Regions from separate parts of the Mus musculus genome. Here all the other regions are linked to region 1. Evidence: chromatin loops called from intact Hi-C (ENCODE). Cell type or tissue: heart. All regions are shown on one strand.

What was found. Peaks named below come from ENCODE experiments on the same cell type or tissue, not always from the same donor. Only the 100,000 strongest peaks of a DNase experiment are listed, where the experiment ranks them.
Region 2: a loop joins it to region 1, with 4 times the contacts of the local background. A loop is called at or near these places in 13 of 42 quality-filtered maps.
Region 3: it touches region 1 in a loop (2.7-fold over the local background); 10 of 42 quality-filtered maps call a loop at or near these places.

What each region holds. Positions count from the first base shown.
Region 1 is chr3:54,150,616-54,158,615 of GRCm38, reverse strand. It overlaps Trpc4 (transient receptor potential cation channel, subfamily C, member 4), which reads right to left and starts at 2,559. Exons shown (of 11, transcript NM_016984.3): 1 at 2,357-2,559. In heart, a CTCF peak has its summit at 3,117; no DNase peak of the experiment used is centred here; H3K4me3 peaks cover 2,557 bases; H3K27ac peaks cover 240 bases; H3K27me3 peaks cover 2,611 bases.
Region 2 is chr3:53,737,960-53,745,959 of GRCm38, reverse strand. No RefSeq gene overlaps it. Among named protein-coding and RNA genes, the nearest start is that of Gm30735, 39 kb to the right of the region's middle. In heart, no CTCF peak of the experiment used is centred here; no DNase peak of the experiment used is centred here.
Region 3 is chr3:54,309,547-54,317,546 of GRCm38, reverse strand. Trpc4 (transient receptor potential cation channel, subfamily C, member 4) reads right to left here. Exons shown (of 11, transcript NM_016984.3): 9 at 1,889-1,930; 10 at 1,692-1,781; 11 at 1-104. Among named protein-coding and RNA genes, the nearest start is that of Gm31095, 48 kb to the left of the region's middle. In heart, a CTCF peak has its summit at 3,287 (motif pointing right); no DNase peak of the experiment used is centred here.

The DNA.
Region 1 (8,000 bases):
AGGTTTTAGTGCCATGTACTTCAGGCAAATACCAGTAGACAGGATCACAGAGCACTGAAAAACAGCCCATTGGCCTTATATATCCATTATAGCATGAAATGACACAATAGGTTATGAACCATGATGCGTTTCTGTCCTCTGGGTGTGGATGCTTAACCAGACAGGTTTTTAGCTCTTTGGTTAGATGCGGTTCTTGGAGTTTGAAGCACATACACTAAACAAGAATGACCTTCAAAGGTCCACTAAACAGAAAGGATAGGCGGACAGTTTTCATGGTTCCAAGCCTCTATAAAATATGAACTGATTCAGGTTCTACTCTGTGAAAAGCTATCTATCCCGAGACTGTTTGGTTCTTTGAAACAGCCACTTTACACATCCCGTCGGCTCTTTTCATCTTGGCTGTCTAGAAATAAATGCAACACAAATATGAATAATATAAGATTATTTAAAACATGGAAGCCTTATAAATCTAGTCCCTCTCATATCTCTGAGAATGACTGAAAAGAAGAAAACTGAGATGTGCTTCATTTCTTAAGATCAGAGATTCTTACAAAAGCTATCAATGCGTGGCAGCTTCAGCTAAGAGATGTTTGTTTCCTGTCCAGCTTTGATACCTGATGCTTCTGATGAATGCTCCTTCCAGATCACACTGATAAACTTTTCTAAGTTCACACTTGCAAATCTTTTCCTCGTGATATATCCCCTCAGAGGACCATGGGCAACTCTGATGTCTCTCTTTCACCAACCTGTAGGTTTTTGGCCCCTTTGCCTTTCTTGGCTTAAGTCTATCCTTCCTCCTCCTCCCACCAGTCAGTGTAAAGATTCAGATCAAAGTTCAGGCAAGGCAAAGCTGCTCCTTGCAGTCTTTCTCTGAAACCGTGCACATGCACTCTCCCTCCCTCTCCTTGCTACCCTTTTTAATCCAAGTTATTCATATATCCTTTGATGCCCATTTACCTTGCCCGGGCTGACTGATTGATCCTGGTTAACCACAGCATTGATTTGCAGAGATTGTAAAGACCTTCATTCACTTTACCCACGTTAAATTCAATTTTGATCCTAATTCTGAGTTTCGGACAGGATTACCCCTATATCTTACTACTTTGTTTCTCTTAAGAGCTGGATGTTTCCTGGTTTACTGTCCAGATGAACAGAAGTAGGCGTTACAAATATAACTTTAAATAGCAAATCGTAACACCGTTAACATAACCGCCAACTCCTACTCTCGGTGTCTGAGTCTTTAAAAAAAAATCCTCTGCTAAATCTTTTATTCTTCCTAAAGAATTTTTAAGTACTTTGCATTGTGATGACTACGAGAGAAAAGCCAGCGAGCCTATGAACCTCGGTGGTTTATTTTATCACAGTTTTACAAATCTGTTCGAAGATTTCATTTTAAAGGCACAGTGACAGCGTTTTCTCTCTCTTCCCACTCGTTTGGCTTAGTAGCTTACTCCCTCCGTAAGTAACTTGATAACCTTTTATAGCAGCCAGCGGTATTTAATGATAATGCTCCCCTGGGAAAAACCGCAGTGGGCAGGGATACACCACAGTGGCTGGAGAACACTGGACACATGGTCTTTGGTCCCTCTGCCCAGCTCACCTCCACCCTCATGTCTCTATCTTTCTCTGTCTCTCTCTGGAGTCACAAAAGGCAGTTCGCAGCTGGAAACAACAAGTTGCGCCATGGATTCAAGCTATCTACTCAAGTAGCAAGCAGAGTCACTGGTTCAGCTGGAATCTCAGTTGCCAAGCGAACTAGGAACCCCCAAACCTGGTCCAACCACAAGCTTAAAAGTGCTTTTGCTGCTTGACAGAGGAAAATGACGCAGAGGGGAATGAACCCACTGAACAGCGGTCGCTGTCCTCCCTTCGTGCCCTCAGCTCGTTGGAGAGTCATAGAGCTCACCTTACGTGCCCAAGGACCATGTCATTTCCATCCTCTCCAAACGTCCAAACGCGCACGGGAGGTTGTACACAAGCACCGAGCTCCCCAGCACCGCGGGGATAAGGGCTGATCCTTTGTTTACCATGTAAATCACACCGGGGGTTCGCTCTTCGTCCTCACCCCTGCCTCACAACGCGATACAGAGAGAGCCTGGAAGCACCCCCAAACTCCCCCTTATCCCAGGTCATCCAAAGAAAGCTTCGCGAAAATCTTTCCCCGAACCTTAAAAAAGCAACCTTTTTAAAAAGAAGAAGAACCTTAAAAAGCTGCTGCACCCTGGTGACTCGCGTAAGCCCCCAGGGATACCCGCCTCCTAGCAGGGAGCCTGCTTCCCAGTCGGCTTAGGAAACTTAATCAGTATCCCAGATGTGAGGCCCGCGTCTGGAGCGCGGAGCCTGCACCCTCTCTTACCCGCAAAGTTGCAATCTGGTGGTTGAAGTGACCGAGGTGGGCTCGGCGAGCGCGCAGCACCAGTGCTGTGCCTGGTGCTAGCGCAGCTGGTCAGTTCCGATGGGGTTTCCGTAGTCGCTACCGAGTTTTTTGGAGCATTCCAAGGGGGAAAAAAACCCGCACGAAACCAGAGCCCACGCAGCTGGCACAGAACTGGGCGGAGTGAGGATGCTGGAGAGCCAGAGCAGGGGCGCGGGGGAGGGGCAGCCCAGGAGGGGGCGGGGTGCCCAGGACGACAGCCTCGCCCACCAGGCACTGATGCTCTCCCCACCTATACCCCCGGAAAAGTTGCGTTCCCAAGGTGGCCAAAGAGCAGCCTGGAGGACCGCCCCCACCCATCCTGGGTCTGCCCGAATGGATGCGCATCCCACGCACCTCCCTAGGAGCGGGTATAAAGGACCCACAAACACCTCAACGCGCCACCCGGGAGCATCTCTCCAGGTCAGTCAGCAAGCAGGGTGGCTCGCCATATGTCTGCTTGTCACTCAGCTAAGTGGTGGTCAGGACAGACCCGGAGGTCTTGGGTGTTTGGCATACACAGATCAGGGCTTGGTGTAGCCCAGGAGAAATGCAAAACTTCACTTGTCAACCGAACCCAACCCTGGAAAGCCCTGCTCCAACCATACTAAGCAGCTGGTCAAAGGATTGGAACAAATTGTCTCTCCCCCTACCCAGCCCTGGCAACTCTTGTAGCCGCCCTGGACTCCTGGCACCCCCTTCCCTGTCCTCAAGGTGTCACACTTGCCTTGCTAGTGCAGGGATGTGCTTGCCACTACCATCAACAATCCAGACAGTGGCAATAAATAAATGATAAGCCCCCAGCATCCCATCCACTCCTACCTGGCTCCCTCTAAACAACTGGCAATCAAGATTCCCACGTATTTAATCCCAAATTATGGGCCAGCGTAGGAGCTGGAGGTCCTGGTGGCTGCAGGTGGGCATGTTGGTGAACGACGGTGTCTGCCACCGGACTCAGCATCTCTAACTCTAATCTTGAGCTTCCAGATACAGCTTATCTCTTGGTGTAGTATTCATACACAAAAATAAGATCCAAGTACAGAGGTGGAAAAGTTCATGTAACTTGCCACACCTTTATTGTTCGTGATCTCAAGACCAAGGGACAAACTTAGCAGTGCGTTTGCCAAAAGGCTTCAGCCCCCTCCTACCTTCACTTCTCGGGTTTCTTTTTCAGAGCACAGGCGGTTGTGAGCTCCCCCCATCGCCTGTAAGCATCCCAGCAGCAAGATTTAATAGACTCAGGCTCACTCTGCGTTTCTGAACGTCAGATGAGTGAGGTGGGTTTTTTTTTTTTTCCGTTTCGTTTTTTTGTTTTTGTTTTTTAAGGGTAATTGCAGAGTAAGGAGGCTTTGTTGACTTTGGAGTGTACTCTTTGGAGTGAAGGTTTTGTTTTGTTGTTCTTTTCAAAATGCTGTTTGTAGTTGTCAAGTTTTCTTTCTCCTGAGCTAACTGCTCCTCTCATAGGTCAGCATGACCCCTAGAGTGATTTTGAGAGAGCACAGCCCACAGTCCGTCCCACAAAATACCGAGGCCTTTACAGTACACCAAACAAACCTGTACCAGAAAACTGGATGAGCAACAGAAGAACTCCATCCCTACCCCGAATCCCTCTACAGATCTCCATAAATGTGTGTCAACATCTTTCAAAGGTAGTTTTCTTGTCTTAGCATTAAACACTGGATTTTATAAAATATGCAAAACACATCACTCGGTAGACATGGAGATGAACTTTACAATAAATCTAAACCTACTTTCTACTGAAGAAGAAAAGAAGAAAAACACACATCGACATCTGTTTGGCGTGGTACAACTGAAACTACTTCTTTAAAAAAAAATTTCACAAAACCTGTTTTTCTTAATGATCAGTAAATGTATAAAAACCAAACCTGGAGCAGACATTGGTTGAAGAAGTGTTTCTGCTAAAATACAGGCTGTCATGAGTGTAGGTCCTTAAGACAGGTTTAAGGATGCTTGAAAAGGAACTCAACACTTGAGATCATCCACACAGCTCTCTTAGGGCTCTTACTTCTTCATAGCAGATACCATTTTTTATCATGATATCAGAGACAGATATTTTTTCTAGTCTTCCCTAATTTGTTATTCTTCCCATAAGAAAGGTGGATGTGAGTCCACAATAAAAACAAAATAGAAAAAAAAAAAAAAAAAAAAAGGAAAGCAAAAGCAAAACCTTGAGGACCACAAAACGCACACCAGCATCATCGGCGTTTGCTCCTAGCAGCCTGTGTTCCCTTGGAAGGAAGAGCAATGGACCACAAACCCTCCTCAGCAGCAGCGTGTGCAAGTCTGGATTGCCGTAGCTGTGCTTGTGATACATGAAATGATTGGTAATTATACAAAAAAAAAAAAAAAAAAAAAGGTAAGGCATTTAAACAGTCTGGTGAGAAGAAACCTGTAAGTCCTTAAGCTGCAGGTCAGTGGGGCCAAAGGAATCTACACTCAAGCAGATTTGTTTATTTGGAGTTTAGGTTTGTGTCTGATTCAAGGAAAGAAGAAGTTACTGTTGCCTTGAAATTAGCAACAGGAAGTAAACCAAGGAATGGCAGCGGTAAGGCAGTTACATCTAGTGCCTATTCACACTTCAAACAGATCATGAAGTTGGGATCACTGTTGTTTGAGGAAAGGAATTTTTAACCTCTAAAGTTTCTGTTTTCTCTTCAGGAGCTACAATGTGTATAGTTCTTTCTTTGAAAACTGAAGAAGAAAGAGACAACGTTACAGGCACAGAGATATGGAAAACTCACTTCTGCCAAGGACCATTGTCATGGTTTTCTGTGATAGTGAGGCATTCATGAAGAATGCCATTACTGTCTCTCTCTCTCTCTCTCTCTCTCTCTCTCTCTCACACTATATATATATATATATATATATATATATATATATATATACACATACACACACATATGCACCATTACCTACCATGCATGTATAGTAGACTTCTCTCCATATATATATATATATATATATATATATATATATATATATTCTCCATATTATATATATATAATTTTCCAAAAATGATTTTTCTAAATCATCACACAATTCTATGAAGATTTTTAAGTCATAGAATTGCTATTTGTTTTGAAACTTTTATTCCTTATGAGAAAACACTGTCATGATATTTGATATTTGACAATTCGTTTATTTAAATTTATTGCGTTTAAATTGACATTTGCCTATGTGTACATATGTATACCATGTGAGTCTCCAGAACTTCCTGAGAAGGTGACAGCAGAGCATGGAATCTCCTGGAACTGGAGTTGCAGACAGTTGTGAGCCACCGCATGGGTGCTGGGAACCAAACCTGTGTGTGTGTGTGTGTGTGTGTGTGTGTGTGTGTGTGTGTGTGTGTATCTAAATTTATTTGTCAGGTACATTTTTACTAAGGAGGCCATGAGTCAACATGCAGGAACATCTTAAAGAAAGCTTGTTTGGGGAACTTAAGGAACAGTCACCACAGAACCTGTACTTACTCCTAGGTTCACTGTTGCTTTTCATTTACTTTCATAAATTTCTTATTCGGGGTGAGCGGATGCATTTCTATTTGATACATTGATTATCAAAAAGGAGAATTATATTTTAATATTTCATCCTTTGTTTATGTTTGTGAATTTGGACTCATTTTAAACAATGAAGTTTTGTGCTATTCCTCTGCTCCACAGTGAGAGCTCTTAATACATTAACATATGAATGCTTTCCTATACATATTTATTTGAATGCGGCTCTGCAGACCCTCTATGGAAACAATTGTTTACCAGCCCAGCCCAGCCTTATGATTCATCCCCTGTGGTACATTAAAGAATTCTATCTCAGTGCTGGAGAGCAGATGGCTCAGCAGTTAAGAGCACTGACTGCTCTTCCAGAGGTTCTGAGTTCAATTCCCAGAAACCACCTGGTGACTCACAACCATCTGTATTGGGATCCAATGACCTCTTCTGGTATGTCTGAAGACAGCGACAGTGTACTCACATACATAAAATAAATAAATACAGTTATAAAGCAAGGATTCTACTTCAAGTGCAAGTTCGTGCAAGTTCCTCATCACCACTGGTCTCCACTCCACCCTGGAGGTACATGATGACCTACAGTTCACCTTTATCATCTGTTCTTCCCACAAACTCCTGCTTATCTATGGTCTAGAGATTACAACATCTGCCGAGACCCAGGCTGGTAGTGTGTAATAGACTACAGAAGGATCAGAGGGAGAGATTTCTGAGGATGTTGGGTGTATACTAATAGAGATGGATGCACTGTTTTTAATAAGGAATCTGGACTTTCCCCCTAAGGGCAGGATTACTCTCCTCCACAGACAGTGTGGAGATGCACTGGTCTGGACTAGCTTTGTTGTAATGGCAAAATCCCCAGATGTTAATTAATTAAATAAATGCTAATATTAAAGAAACCTTTCTCTAATGTCGATTTGTAGAACTTGAAGAGAAACTGTTAAATATGCTATTAAAATAGATGATAATCTAGGTTGGGACATTTGACTTGAATTAATTATGAGAGTATAAGTGAATCTTTTAAAGAAAAAATATTATTGTTTAAAGAAAATTATTTCCCTTACCTACTGTCTATCTCAGTTTAATTGATTCTGTACTCAAGTCTTTATTGGAGAGGTATTAGGCATTAAAAAAATATGGCTTTTTGTGTGCTAGCTAACTGTATAACAACCAAGTTTATATCCCTATCAACTAGTTTAAATGATTTAAATAAATGCATACGTTAATTGTTCTCAGGGGTGAAAAGTTAATTTTAGTTCATGGTTTAAGAGTGCCCTTCGCGCTAAAACCATCCAGTGGAAGAAAGACAGCATTTTCAACAATTGGTGCTGGCACAACTGGTTGTTATCATGTAGAAGAATGCGCATCGATCCATACTTATCTCCTTGTACTAAGGTCAAATCTAAATGGATCAAGGAACTTCACATAAAACCAGAGACACTGAAACTTATAGAGGAGAAAGTGGGGAAAAGCCTTGAAGATATGGGCACAGGGGAAAAATTCCTGAACAGAACAGCAATGGCTTGTGCTGTAAGATCGAGAATTGACAAATGGGACCTAATGAAACTCCAAAGTTTCTGCAAGGCAAAAGACACCGTCAATAAGACAAAAAGACCACCAAAAGATTGGGAAAGGATCTTTACCTATCCTAAATCAGATAGGGGACTAATATCCAACATATATAAAGAACTCAAGAAGGTGGACTTCAGAAAATCAAATAACCCCATTAAAAATGGGGCTCAGAACTGAACAAAGAATTCTCACCTGAGGAATACCGAATGGCAGAGAAGCACCTGAAAAAATGTTCAACATCCTTAATCATCAGGGAAATGCAAATCAAAACAACCCTGAGATTCCACCTCATACCAGTCAGAATGGCTAAGATCAAAAATTCAGGTGACAGCAGATGCTGGCGTGGATGTGGAGAAAGAGGAACACTCCTCCATTGTTGGTGGGATTGCAGGCTTGTACAACCACTCTGGAAATCAGTCTAGCGGTTCCTCAGAAAATTGGACATAGTACTACCGGAGGATCCAGCAATACCTCTCCTGGGCATATATCCAGAA
Region 2 (8,000 bases), 410 kb after region 1:
CTCTTCGGAAGAGCAGTCAGTGCTCTTACCAGCCGAGCCATCGCACCAGCCCCACATTTATTTATTGTGTGTGTTGGAGCAGTGAGAGTCAGGATGCTTTCTTGGAGTTGCATCTCTCCTTCAACTATGTGGGTTCTGTGGATGAAACCCAGCTCACCAGACTTGCTGGCAAGTGCCTTTGAGACACCTCACCAATCCCAAAACTCATTTCTAGGTTTGTTTCCATGTGTTTGTGTGTGTATGTGTGGTTTCTGCGCTTGTTTACTGATTCATGTTCAAGAACCACTAAGTAAAGAAAGATACCAAAACACAAATAGTGATTCTGTTTTGTTAACTGAACCTAACTCAATGGCAAAGTCAGATTGAAGTCACAGCATGAATGAATTATCATACGCCTATCACAGGGTTACAGAGGAAATCAGAAAGGTACTCATGTTTAGTGTCATATTACACAAAATAAATGAAATATATTTAAAAACAAAACAAAACAAAAAACCTTGTCCATGGCGCTCAGAAGAGACATTAAATCCTTGTGTGAACACGTGAGCAGCCTTGCACTAAATTACTCTTATCTCTTGCAAACCGTACCTAGCCTAGTGATGTTTTTCATTAATAACTTGACCCAGGTTTTTATTGTTTCACTGTATTACATATCCAAATATACTTCTTTCAAGTTTGTGGGCCTCTCTATATCACACAACACTTTCTTACCTCCTTGATAAAGTGGTTTTTTTTTTTTTTTAACATATTCACTCTCTCAGGCTTGTTGAGAATTTGGCTGCAGTGTTCTTCCTTCATCAGAGAATAGAATGTACGACATGATAAAAGTGATCTTATTACATGATAACTGTGAGCATCTGTTTTCCTTCTGCTTGTGGCAGAGAAACTCTCAAACATCAAGATTCAAAACATTTTGTTCCAAAGAGCCATGAAGCTGTACACACGGGGAACAGAATCAGATGTAACGTACAGTGTATATCATGTAACATACAGTGTATATCAGAAGCCTGTGCTCAGTGGGCTTGCAAAAACTTCCTGGCTCAAGGGTGTTTCCTTAAATAGAATGTGCGAATTCTAGTTATTTTGGGAAGACTTTAGAGAGAAGGGTGTGGAGAAGGGTCAGTCTGCCAGGCGACATTGCTCACAGCCCCATCCCAAATTTCAGTGAAGCCACCAGAAGACAAAGCATGGCAAGCAAGCTTCAAGAAGCCCACCCCGAAATCTACAGAGGGATGATTGATTTCACGGCAAAGATCTGAACCAATTGCCTCTGAATTCTAATTCCGCCATGCGGACGCTCTAAGAGTTCTGTTACGGTAAACTGACGGTCTGTGAAAAGCCACCCACATTGCTCTAAGCTAATGTATACAAACTGAATTTGCAATAGAGTCTTCCAGTTTGACTGGAATCAAAGGTATTAAAATGTGAAATTTCAAAGACATATGCTGGAATCCCAACTTGAGCTCTCTTGTATTTGACCTTAGATGCTAAGCATTGTGCTATTGGATCAGTATTTGGGAATATGGGGATGTTAGTGAACATTGGACCGCTATAACAAAATACCTCAGGTGATTAAGGAATAAGGAAAAGGGGTTATTTGGACTCAGGTTCCTGGTCAGTTGGTCCCATTCCCGGAGCCTATGATGAGGTGACACATGACACAGCTGGTAAGAGCATTTGACACAGCCAAGGTTCTCTTTGGGTAAGTTCTGTAAAAGCTCCCAACTACTTGACCTTCAAGACCTCTGACCTCTCAGAGGGTTCTCACCTTTGGTCAGTAAAGTGCCTTCCCTTCTCTCAAGGATCAGTTGTCCCTCCAGAGTCCAGGTGAAAAGTAGGCATAGGAGTGCATGCTTGTGATCCTAGTTCAGGGGATATAGAAATGGGATTCCCTTGGGTTCAGTGGCCAGCCTAACCTACTTAGTGAGTTCAAGGCCTGTGAGGAACTGTCTAAGGTAGGTGGACGATGTCCCTGGGGATGGCCCGTGAGGCTGTGATTTGGCCTCCACATGCACGCAGCACAAATGCACACACTGAAGAGAGAGGTGGTGGCTCTGGGGACCTAGTAACACCATGATACCCAGTCACCATCCAGTTTTTTCTGCTGCCAAATTTTTACTGAATAACAGGCACAGTCAGAACTTCTGAACGGTGAGCTTCTGCTTAAAGGGGACATTATTTTACAATAACAAAAACCAGCTTTGTGACTGTTGTGTTTTATAATAATAAAGGGAGAGAGAATGTGTCTAGTGGATGTGAGGTAAGCTGTGGGGGAAGGGGGTGCCTCCGAGGGCCCATGCTGAGGCATCCCTCCCCACTGGGTGACCAGCCACAGGACAGTATAGTATAGGATAAAGTTTATTCAGGGCATGGGGAGGGGAGTTGATAGGGTAGTAGAGACAGAGAAACGGGGGGGGGGGGAGAGGGAGAGAGAGGGAGAGAGAGAGAATAGACTGTAGAGGCAGGCCATGAGTGCCGCAGACCCTCTGGGCCCCTTTGTCTGCGTGGAACAGGTCTCTAGTTGCTGGTGGACAAAGCGTAGGATGAGTGACAAACAGACGTACATAGGAGAGGTCGTGTGGAATCTGAATGTATTTTTCAAATCAAGCATCAGACTTTTTATGCAGAAGACAATAAAGAAGTTGGGTGACATACCCACAAGGTACAAATGAGGTAACCGGATGCTTAATGACTCTTACACAGAATAGAGAAATGAAAACACAAAGACTGGCAGGAACTGGGCAATAAAATAACTGAGACAGAGTCAGCCCTATCTAAGGTCAGCTATAGTCTTAGAAGCCAGGTGTGAGAACTTTTCACTCCTAGGGCAAGGGCTTTCACACCCAAGTCATGGTGCTAACTAGGGAGTTCCGTTCTAGCTAACCATCTCATGAATAATGCAATACTCTAAAACCACAGCCCGATCTACTTCCTAAACCATTGTAAATTCCTGTATATGGGTGTAACGCAGCTATAGTTCTAAGTATCTATTCTGGTTTCTCCTACGGTCAGAAACTTCTTTCTTCCTTGGTGATGGTAGATTCCTGTGAAGGGCAGTGATCTAACTTTTACTCAGAGATAGTGTAATACCAGGGGCAGAACTGAATTCCAAGCCCAAGGTCTTGCTCAAGGACGATCTAGGACTGTTGGAACACTGAGGCTTTAGCTATGTCAGAATTCAATCTTAAAAGGCACTTATAATAGAATGATATTGAAAGAGAGCACGTGGGTCCATACACTAGACTAATGTGGGCATGGAGAATTAAGGGAACGCCAGACTCCAGGAGGAGAGCTTCCTTGAAACTCTTTTCCTCATGAGTGACTTTTAAACCTCTCGGCATGGCACATGAGCATCTGGAGATAGAGTTTGGAGGGGGAATGGGGAGAGAGGGGGAAGGGTTGAGAGGACAGAGGGATAGCAAGAGGCAAGAGAGCAAGAAAGCCGAGGGGGCAAGCAGTCCCTTTTGTAGTGAGTTAGGCACACCTGGCTAACCGTTGCCAGGTAACTGTGGGGCAGAGCCTAGACAAAATGCTAACAATGAGGAAAAATGGAAACGAGATGTCATAGCAGGTGACATAATGTCCGTCGCTTGCCCGTCCTCACACAGAACAGCATGGAAGAAGAGACAAGCTACTAGGATGTCAACTGGAGCTTCTCCTGGGTCTCACATGGCGCTTTCCAAAATCTGCAGACGTGTCATTCTTGTTCCCTGTGATGAGTGCCACGTCCCCCGTGTACCTTCTTGATTGCTGTGTTTTTTTATGTGGGGGAGGGAACGCTTTCTTGACAATTCCCCTAGAAAAGTAATATATCTTCTCAAGAGGTCTGAGTTTTCTAAACAAGCTGTTTTAATTTTGCCAGGAGCAGTGAAGGGTAGGAGATTTAAGTGTCTCCAGTGTAGTGGTATTGTGGCTGTTCTCAAAATAAACTTCACGGTGTCAATGCTGATGTCATCTTTACTTATCTTTCATCTCAAAAACAACTCAACACTTAGGAAAGGAGTTGAGAAAAAAATTAAGAAGCACATAGGTGGAGCGAATATAATGATATAAAACTGTTCAAATTCTAAAGAAAACAGTGGTCCTTGGGAAAGGCTGAGTTTCCCAATCTCTGGAACTGTGTGTCTCTGTATGGCTAAGATGTGGCAGTAGGTGGGGTTGCTACTGGGACCTAGTCAGTAGTGGTCAGGGATGCTGTTAAACAACCCACAGTGTACAGGATAACAGAAGCACCTCATCTTATCTGTCATCTGCGCCAAGCTTGCTGTGCACTTAGCCAGTTAATTATTCCTGAGCACTTACTCAAAGCTCAAAGATGTCCTACCCATGTCAAGCTCAGAAAATGTCATAGCTCTATTATCAACTCTTAAAGGTCCTTCACCCTACATACTTTCAGTTTAAACGCCTAAAATTTTTAAAATTAAATTAAATAAAAATTTAAAAGGGTAGAGGTGTCTGAAGCAATTTCTCAGTGATTAAGAACACTGGCAGCTCTTCCAGAGGACCAGAGTTCTATTTCCAGCACATGGCTGCTGACAACAGTCTTTAACTCCAGTTCCAGGGGATCAGAGACCTTCCCACAGGTGCACATGTGAATGAAATAATCAAAGAGCATTAAAAGTACTTAAAAGTAAATGAAAGAAACTGACACTTTGCCACTCAGGTCCCATCACCCTCGGGTTCCTGTGTCAGCCTCTCTCCCATCATAAGGAAACAGCGGGCACATCCTTAACACTGACTGGAATGACAGGAAGCTGTCCTCCAGGTCAGAGACATATGGAGGAACAATGACTCCTCTGTCTTAAGGAGAGACAATGTGCATGACTGACAGGACCCTGAGTTCTAAGGAAGACCTGACCCATCCCACTCTTCAAGCTTAATCCCACCCATTCCCCCTCTGCTTAGACTCTAGCCCCTTTTCTGCCGTGATCAGTTACGGTCCCTAGTGCCCATAATGCTAACTCCCCTGTTAAACTCAAGTTTGGAGATGCTGGTCAGGTTTCTTACACCTGTGTCTCTTTGACTTGAAGACAATCCCACAATGATAACCTTGCAATTAGCAAAACTAGCTGATGACTGCTACCCATCAGAGTCCTGCTTAGTGGATCTTATTCACACACCCCTCTGCCTTTTGGAACACTGTACCCTTTCCCATGTTGAGAGCTGGATTTCTTGATGGGCTCCTTTCCCAACAATCCCAAATCGCTCCGTGGGAGAGGAGTGGATTTCCATCTCTATATTAACCCATAATATCTTACATTGTCTTGTACATAGGTCACTGCAAAGAAAATCAAACATTATTTTTGTATTTAAAAAAAAAAGCTATGCAAGTTAGTTTTTGACAACTTGACACAAACTAGAGTCACGTGAGAAGAGGGACCCTTAATTAAGGAATCACCTCCATTGGCCTATGAGTATGTCTGTGGGGCATTTTCTTGATTAATGATTGATGTGGGGAGGCCACCTACTGGGAGCAGTGCTACTCCTGGGCAGGTATTCCTAGCAGGACGAGCAAGCAGAGGAGAGCAAACCAGTAAGCAACTTGGTCCATGGCCTCTGCTTCCGTTCCTGCCTTGACTTCCCTCGGTGATGGACTGTAAACTCTATCCCTTTCCTTCTCACACGCTGCTTTTGATCAGAATGTTTTATTACAGCAACAGAAACCAAAATGGAAAAGCATCTAAAGAATTAGTCATTGCCATCATTTCTGTGGACACAGCAACACAGACCCCAAGGAAGCCTCCGGCTCCTCCACTGGATTACGGACAACAAAGCTACTCTGTAATCAGAAGACCTGAAGCTGATGCCCACACCACCATTTAGCCAGGCACAACTGAAATATGGAACAAGAAACATTTCAGGAACAAGCTGGGTGGTGGAGTAGCATCCACATGGGCTGACATGGCACTGCTTAGATGTCGTGACAGGAGAGGAATATACACGTTAAAGCCAGCCATCCAAACAGAAATGAGAATGTGTGAACAGGTCTATTATCCAAAAAGTTATCTGTGACAAAATGATGTTTATAGCAGTGCTTAAAAATGGACTGTCCTGTAGGGATTGCATTTGAATACTGTGAAGTTACTCTTTATAAAAGGTGATGAAAGTGCTCTTATTTTGAGAGGATTTTATACTATTCTTCAGATCAGCAATGAAAATAAATACAAGTTTTTAAAACAGGTCCACACTTACGTTTTGCTATAGAAACAGAGAATTGAATTGTGTTAAGATTCTACAAAATTTATGGTAATCTGAAATACCATATATGTCCACTAATTTAATAAGAATGCATAATTTAAAAATACTGCTTTCTTGCCATTAGACTTTCCAGTAAATAATGAAAAGTGTTTGAAACAGGACTAGAGATATTTAAATGTGTGTTAGCATCATCCCAAGGACCAGTCTTCAAGGGTGGAGTGAAGAATTTTTGTGCTTGAATGATGGGTCCCAGGAGAGATCTTTTTTTACATTAACATAGCTAATATTTTATACATGTATCAATTTTTATACATGTAACTTTGTTACAACACTTAATTCACACTATATATTTAGTATCTTGTGAATTCATCTAGTACAAGATAAGCTATATTTTTTAATTAATTGAAGGGACAATTTCCAAGTAGGATCCCAAGAGGCTGAATTCTCTCTGCAAGTGAAATGGCCACTCTGTCACTCAGTCACTCACCACTGTATTCCAGTGCCAAGAATCACCATGGCTGGCTTGAACTGAATACTCAATCTTTGTTTTTTGGCGCGCACACACACACACACACACACCCCTACATACACACATATACACCCATATATACATACACACATACACAAACACACTCATACATAAACATACATTTATATACATACACATATATATGCACATATCCACAAACATTCTCACACATAAATACATACATACACATAAACATATACCCACACGTAACAATAGTTAAAGAAGAAGCCATACATTCAAAGAGAACAGTGAGGGTGCGTGCACATGAGGGTTTGAAGGGAGCAAAGAGAAGGGGAAAATGAAGCAATTATACTCTTAAAATAGTCTCCTGTGTGCCAATAATACTCACTCTGAAAAATCTAAGTGAACCCAGATTGCTCATAAACTAGTAGATATCATACATGATGATACATTTATGAAGAAATGTGCAGAATCTAAATAAACTATAGAAAAATCTATTGGCTGTCGCATGCACAAATAAGCAGATGAGACAACACAATCCCAATCCAACGTTAAACTAGAACACAAAAGCATCCTGTCTTTTCTAATGCCACTTAGTTAGAATAAAAACACGGAAAAAGCTTTTTTTTTTTTTAAGTACAAAGAAATGATGCTAATGGAATTGAAAAACTAGGCTAACACAGTCCGAATAAGCCTGGGGGACTATACTCTACTAATTATTAAAATCCATTAAAGCGTTTCAATGATTAGATAAAGTAACCCAGACAGGATGCGATCTAAAACTTGTAACAAAGAGACAGCCCCACGAGCAGGGCTGTTGGTAGAATTCCCACATGTCTATAGTCTGTGGAATAAGTCTGGTGGTGGTCAGATTGGGGCCAACAAAGCCGCTCCATTGTGCCATCCAAAGCTGGGGTTTTAAGACAAGTATGGGTGTTTCCACTGTGGAACCTGGGAAACAAGGTGACCTGGGAAACATGAGGAAGGGGGGCAGGGTTGGGGAGAGGGGGTGGGGACTTGGAGGGACAGGGCTTGGAGGGGGGGTCCACAGGAGATCACAGACAGGTGCTCTCCTGAAAATGTCACCGTGAAATTCAGTATTCTTAGAAGAGATATGCATCTATCCACCCAATGCTCTCAGTATTAACGTCCTTGCTCAGGGTAGCCCCAGGCTGAATTTGGGTTCAGTGTGATTGTGATTGCTGGAACAGCCTCTGTGGCTGTTCCATATTGTAACTCAGAAGAAAATGAAAGAAAGACAAACGTGTGACCCCCCCCACCCGCCCCTTGACATGCAGCGTCCCTTTATTCG
Region 3 (8,000 bases), 160 kb before region 1:
TCCGCTGAACTCGCCGCGTTGGCTGACTGTATTGTAGAGAGCTTGCTTCCTCTGAGCAATCCCAGAACTTCGAAGCGGAAGCTAGAAATGTCTTGCTTTAGTTCCTGAATAAAATCCAAATGACACGTTAGGTGCTGACTTACGGAAACATCATTTCCTAATTTCATAGAGCTGTCTGAAATGGTCCTGCCTCTTTTGAAGACGCAGGGTTCTGTCCTCCTGGGATTCTACTTAGAATTTCAGGCCCTGACTCTGATACCTGGTATCATTAATTTTCCTATTGGTATTTTATATTCTAGTATGATGGTTATTCTTTATGTCAAACATGACGGAGCAGAGAGATCCCTAAAACATGCTTCTGGGTGTATCAGTGGTGCTAGTCCTGGCTGCCATGAGACGAACTGTTCCACTCTGCTTTCTCTGCCACTAGGGACCATTGCTTCTCAAACCATGAGGCAAAGGACATCTTTTCTTTTTTGAGTTGCTTCTCTTTAGTGTTTTGTGACATCAATGAGAAAAGCAGCTGGGACACATAAAGAAATCTTCTAAGTGTAACAGAAAGAGAAACAAAAGGGATTGTGCGCTCTGTCACTGTTCGGTGGGTTGTCTACTTTCTTGGAGACAGTGATTTTTAAATACTTCCTCTCTGGAGTCTGCTTCTAACTGTCAAGCCACTTCCTGGTCCTTGGGTCACGTGTTTTAATGCGATATTTTTTTTTCTCTGAAAAGGATGTGCAAAGTAAAAATAACATGAACCTTAGCCTTTCGAGAGACTGCCTCTGTTCTCAATACCTTCTGCGGGGGGCTTAGACCAACCATTGGGTCCAGAAGTCCTGGCTCTCATTTACACGAGGTTCCTAGATCCCTATATTTTTCTTATTTCATTGGAAAACCTCTTTCTTAGCTTCTCTTCTACTCCAGAGCCACACTGTCTTCCAGGACAAAGGGAAGCATTTAGCCTCATCATTGAGATTTATGGTTGCAGAAAAATACTTTGGAGTCTATTTAATTGACAATCTGTGCTGTCTTTTTGGCAGCTCCTCTCCTTGCTTATCTCAATGACTGTTTAGCTCTTGTTTCTCTAATGATCTTTGATGCTTTCGTGGCCTTGGTTTTATCTGTAAAATCACATTAACCTGAAAGAATTCTTCCGAAATTTATAAAGGGCCATGTAAAATCAAAGAATCAATTCACATTTAATGTTAAAATACCATTGCCTATGTTCACTTATTTCCTCTCACAAAACTTTAGAAGTCTTTGAACTTGATTTCCAACTTGCAATATAGAAAACTTTATATCCCTGCCCCCAAGAAGATACCACAGAGACCCAGGAAGCTTGTGCTATTGGTAGTAAGTTGGTTAGTAAATGCTTCCGATTTAGAAATCAGACTGAAATACAAATGAGAAGCTGACGTGGCACAGCAGGGATTGGGGACATGGATCAGAATGCAACAAGGACTAGGGGTTTCCTTGCCACTAAGTTAAGCCCCCTTGACAGTGTGGGCTAAGGATGTTTCAAAGCAACTTGGGAAATTTCTCTACTTTGCTGTTGTTTTTCTGTTTGTCTGTCTGCCCTTTCACTTAGTTCCATGGAAGTTTAATTTAAAACACAGGAGGCATGGCTAGGTTTGTAAATCTGGCCTTAAAGGCTGCCTCCACACGCTGTCTCCGCGATGAAGGCGAAGCTTTACCTTAACATTCTCCTCCGTCAAGCCTTCTTCGGTTTTTGCCTCTCTGATCATGGCTGCCACGTACCGCTTCACCAGGTTCCTCATCACCTCCTGAACGACAGGATTGATATTCAGTGCATGGATTCACTTTCTGTCCCGAGTCAGATCCGCATTTTGTTTGAATGGCCATTTCAGGAACAAACACAAGCACTACTTACTTGGTATTGGTGATGTCTTCTCAAGTTATCAGCAGCACGCCGCTGAAAAGGAAAGGATATTCCCGTGTGGTTATATAGATACGTTTTTTTATCCTCAAAGTTATCGCTTTTGCAGATAAGACTGTTCTTGTTGTCTTTTATCACCAAAGTGGGGGCAATGAGCCATAGTCACAGAGAGGTTTCACACACAAAGAGTCAATGAACTAAAGTGAAAAGGCACAAGTCTTTAACGTATAGAACTCTTAAAGCAGAATAAATTAACAGTGCTAGAAATGGGGTCCTGGTTAGGCTGCAGGGCTGTGAGAGAATGAACTGACCGTACTGGATACACACCCGGCATCCCTAGAAATACTGAAGGCAGAGACAGGAAATAACCAGGGGAGGAAATAGCAAATGGAATTAGTATTTTCCCATAAATATCAGCACAGAAAAATATAGAAAATCAGTCACTGTAAATAGCAATACATAATCTGCAATCTTGGGGGACGGTGAACTTGCAGCAGTTTCAGTCATACATCCACTGAAGGAACTTTCTGTTTTAATTAGATAAGATTTAATAAAATCAGCCAGAGTACTAGTTAAACTTATGATTTTCAAGGTATCGAATGTGGCTTTCAGCTACCTTTCACCTTGTGGCTTTGGAGACAGCACCCAGGGAAGCCGGAGTGTGACTGACTCCTCCCACTGCGTCACACCCGCCAAGCTCCCAACTCTGCTATCTCTTGGAAGACTGGGATGTTTTAGGTGGGTCTGCACACTATATCAGCTTCTTTGTACAGAATGGAGAGAAGATGGCTGATGGTGAACAAAGTCCATTAAAAACTGAGTTAAACAACAAATGAGATTAAAATTTTACATTTTCACCTTTCATAAGTATTCTAAAAGCATTAATAGAAACCCATCTATGGTGACCCCACATAATGCACTTTTAATAAGCAGCGGCATTGATTCTTAAGAAAGAACACTGAAAAAAGTCAACCCAAGTAAAACATTTCTGTTATAAAGGGATTAATTTGGTGTATTTTGAGAAGCTAAGGGAATAATAGTTCTTAGTTTCTAATGAGGCTTTTGAGCTTATTCCCTAGTAAATATTTAACCATAGGCTGATAAGATAGAATTTTAGAAAGAGCAGTGCATAAATATAAAATGATATTTTAAAAATATATATTAAAAGTCAAAATTCTATTCTACTGAGCCTAAGCAGTGTCTGTGTTTCAAGAAAAGCAGTGATTTACAGGAAGAAAGGAAGGCAATGCTTTGATTCCTAAAGCCACTAATTACCAAAAGACAGCGTTCACTACATGCGAACTGAGTTCTCTCTATGATTAAGGTATTTGCCAACAAGAAAACTAGAAAATTAGACCATCTGGAAGAGTGTAGCATGGAAGTTTTATGGCTGGGCCACCAGATGGGGGTGGTGTCTACCTCCTGATGAAACAAAACCCAAGATAAATTCCAAGAGAAAAAGCATTTCTAGAAAAAGACAGTGGCCTTCCAGACCCTGTGACATTGCTTAAAATAAAGAGAAGCACAAAATGAGTCATATGTATGTATGTATGTATGTATGTATGTATCTTTAACATTTACTAAAAAGTATTCAACATCAACAAATGACTTCCAAGATACTTTAAGTATATAGACCCTTTATTTAATATAGAACCAATTCAGTTGGTCTACCTTCGCTGGTTTTAGAATCTTTTTAAATTCAGTAAGATAATGTCAAAAAAAGCCTGAGGTCATAGTTGAGCTTTATTGAGCATTAAACTAAGATTAGGGTTGATAGACTCAGAGTTATGAGTGATAAACAAAGATATCATGGTGCATTTAAACATTAAAATGTACAGAGTTTTTTTTTTCAAGTTCTAGAACCGTCCCTAAAATCCATAGTCAACATTTTTAATTCAAATATGCAAGAGAATAAAGTACGTAGTTTAAAGTGAAACATAATATATTGGCTTGGGGAAAATTTTAACAAGTATAAAAAGCTTGTCAGAGAAAAGGAAAGGCATAGGAAAAGCTCACTTAGCTAACTGAGGGGTTATATTCCGTGGGTGAGGTTTAAGGTTTACTTTGTGTAAACTAATTATCATCTCCATCTCCTTGGGAATTACACAATACCCTTTAGCCTCGGGATATTATATCAGCTGTTTAATGTCAGCATAATTGCTAGAGGTGAGATAACCACTTTCTTAAAGAAAGGGTGAATCTGAACCAACACACTCACCTAGTGATGTGCATGAAGGGTGCACTCCTCAGCCCATCTATACCCTTTCCTAGTGACTCAGCACAGACCCGTGTTTTAGCCTCTAGTTTTATGAATCTGTTCCTATTGTCTGCATTTGAAGTGGGCAGTGGTATTACAATATTAAGAACATGGAGTTAAGATTAGATGTGGATAAAACTGATTATATCCCAGAGGGACATTAAAGTTGTGCAGTGAAAATAAACTCTTTGGGTAATTTAGGACATTAAATAAGAGATATGATTCATAGCATCTGTCACTGGCATTATTCATCTTTCTTCACTTATTAATTAGTGATTGACACGAATTAAAAATACCCCTGAATCCTCAAACTTCATCAATTGACCAATCTCTGGATTTCTTCTGAGGAAATATAATTTGAGTGCATTTGCTTGTCTTTGAGTGATTTTTATGTGCTTCATGCTTATCAGAGTACTTTGTTCAGCTAGATCATGAGATGCTGATACCCTTGGAGTAAAGAGATGTGGGAATGAGAAATTGGCTTTGAAGTGATACGGCTAGGGACAAGAATGATGGTCAAACTCAGAAGTCAACCATTTATTGTAGGAGTCCAGGATCTTTATGAGTAACTCTGCATACACTGGTCTATAGCAATCTCTGTGGATTCTCTTTTGTCTCTATAGAAGAGCTATTCAATTGTACAGCCCATTTAAAATACACCATTAGGTGACCACACGTCCATATAGACAATATTCTTTCAGAGGCAAGCAGAATCTTCCGAATAGTAAATTGAATAAGCACACTTAAATGGCTTGTCCTCTGTAAGGTGATGGAGTAAGACACAGATAATGGAAAATACACCATTAAACTCAGTGGTGAAGACTGAATGTCCTGTGAATATGGGGAAGAGATAATATTGTTCAGAGTCAAGAATGTAACCAGAAGTGGGGTTTCCGACTGAACTCCAGGCACCAGGATTTTGACAAGTCAAGATAGACAAGTGTTACTGAGAGCAACAGTATTGGAAAAGTTAGTCTAGGCTCTTCATGAGAAACCTCTTATGGCACAGTGCAGTCAGTGGACCTTAGTACCTGGGTCTTTAATTAACCAAGTGCTAAGGGAAGAAGTGTGACTTCTTTGATAGTGGTCTGGCATCAGGCAGTATAGAACTTTGTAGCTTCTGGCCATGGCCACAGATCATTGGGACTTTTGTTCTGGAAGCTCCATCACTCTGTGTGCAGCTTTATACAGTGCCTGTGTCTGCACATGGCTTGAACCTTATGGTCTCAGCCTATATACAACTATAGTAAACTGTAGACTTTTTTGTTTGTTTCTTTAAAAAACTCAGGTATGCTATGTGAATATATTTTTATTTTAATCTCAGGTATGGGATAAGAGACTGCTTCACAGCAGGTGATTATGATTTTCCTCCTGTACTAGCAGGGGTGTGATTTTGCCAGCTGCAGATGGTTTAATTCTGGAGACTCTCGGAAAAGGAAGATCCCCTAGACAGCCTGGGGTGGCTGCTGCTCTCCCCTGCTGCTCCTGGTTGCTGTTGTTGAGGTTTGACAATGTTCTTGAGCAAATCAACAAGAAAAAGGAGCTGGAGATATACTTAGACCAAATATTGATCTGACCTCGAGAAAAATAACATCCCTAATCAGCAGGAACTAGTCCATTTTGTTGTTGAAAGAGGTATGCCCCCTTTCCCCCTCTAACCTTCCTCTCCTCTCTAGTGTTGGAGGCTTGGAAGGGATTAGGGTTGGAAGAGAAGGAGAGGTATAAGAACCCAATAAAACAGCTTTAAAAATATTATTACCAACAAGTTCACATTGCAAGGTACTAGGGGCTTGTGATTTCTAACTTAAACATTAGAAGTAAGAAGAGGAAGATAGTTAAACTCATTATACCCTTTGTAACACACATAATAAATTGTTGCCAATTAGTGATATCTTTAAATGTCATCTATCAGATCTTCTTCAATTATACTTGGGATATTTGTCACCTTGCTATTGGGTAAAGATCTGCTGACGTTCAAGGGCCTTCTACTATTGTTAGAGTGGAGACTGTATCATTATTGTCACCGGAACAACCCACATCTTGAATCAACTGAGGTGTGTTTATAACAATAATGTAATCGGGGTATTTAATTTAAAAGCACTAAGTGAACGAGGATAATCAAATTTCTGTGAAGCTTTTGCAGTGTTGAGAGTTGCATTTTTGTAGCTTTTATTTTTAATTAGATTGGTTGTCAACTCTGTCTGACGTTAAAATGGGCCAAGATCAAAGACTTAATTTAGCGTGAGTCTAGGGAGAGTATTTTGGAAGACATACACTTGGTGGTGTCATTCTCTTCGCCAGTTATACACATGTCAATAATCTACATGCTGCTGGATTGCATATGTAATGTTCCCTGGTAGGATAGCATTCAAGATGGGGGCGGGGGCGGGGGAGGGGGTAAGGGTGGCGGCTGAAGATATGCTAATGTAGCATAAGCAGGTTCCACCTGATCTGTTGGACTAGACCATGGCATTTGAATCATAGAACTAATGGGAAGAAAATGAAGTCGTGAGAAGCCTTGACTGTGCAAGGGAAGCTGAGATTCCAACAGCTGCACAGGCTCTCTCAAACTGAGAGAGAGGTTTGTAACAGGAGAGGGGCTCCAGGGAAGGCACTGTGACATTTGCTGGCTTTTTAGCTTCTATTCTTTCCAGGTCTACCCTGTGGAATGTCAGACTTTCTGCAGAAGCCGATGATTCCCTGCAGTCAACGTTCAGGGTCATTTTCTTTCATTTCCACTCTGGTTTCTGTCTGTCACTAAGTTCCCGGCCCATGAATTATGCCTTTTAGTCTTTCCTCTGCTCAGTGAATCCTATTAAGGATGCAGCCTGCTGTGTTCTCCTTCAGAACTGTAAAACGGCAAGGGGCCAATGCAGGATGGAATCAGTTCCTCCAGAAATTGCTGTTTGACTCTGCTTGAAAAGAATTTACTTAGTGTCCTCTAGAAAACACTTTCTCACCACTGCAGCACGCAGTTGTGAATTCCTCTTCATAAGATCACGTTCTAAATGTCTAAAATAAAGACACAGGATTCCCAGATACCATCTTGTCAGACCAAGAGATCAGGGCCTCATTCCTGAAGTTCCAAGCACACCAAGCACATCCCATACCACCTCCCATTTGAGCAAGCAAATTTAAATGTATCAAAATGAAATCTGTCAAAAATGGTAATGAAGTCCTCTTGGTTTAGAAGAAGGAAACAATGGCTGTTCCAGTTTCCAAGTTGCCTTTGGAAAGTCACAATATTTCAAGGAAGCTGTAGTTTCTCTCTCACAAGTGCTAAAGTACAGAGGATGAATTACAGGTTATTCAAAAGTCACAAACTTTTATTGTTAGTGTGAGGTCTCAACTAACTACATGTAAATAACTATTTTACAAAAATTTCAACTACAAAGTGTCATAATTTTAGACTCCTTTTGAAATATAAGTATATTCAGCTGACATATATATATATATACACACATATATCACATCCATATTCATATATATATATATATATATATATATATATATATATATATATATATATCCTATTCCAAACATCAGGGTCAATGTTTTTATATCATGTGCCCTTGATCGTGTACGTTGAGAATGACATGTGTCATGTGTTCCTATGTTGCTCTTATCTTAATTCTGTCAGATGAGAAAATAATGTTAGTGTGAGTTCTCAACTAACTACATGTAAATAACTATTTTACAAAAAACAAAGAACAACAACAACAAAAAAACCCAAACCAAAACAAAACAAAAAAAAGCAGGTTGAATAAACTGTTCCCAGCAAATCTTCCAGCAGGAACTCCGGGGAACCAGGCTTTTCATGGATGGCTGCTGTCCTTTCTGTAAGACCCA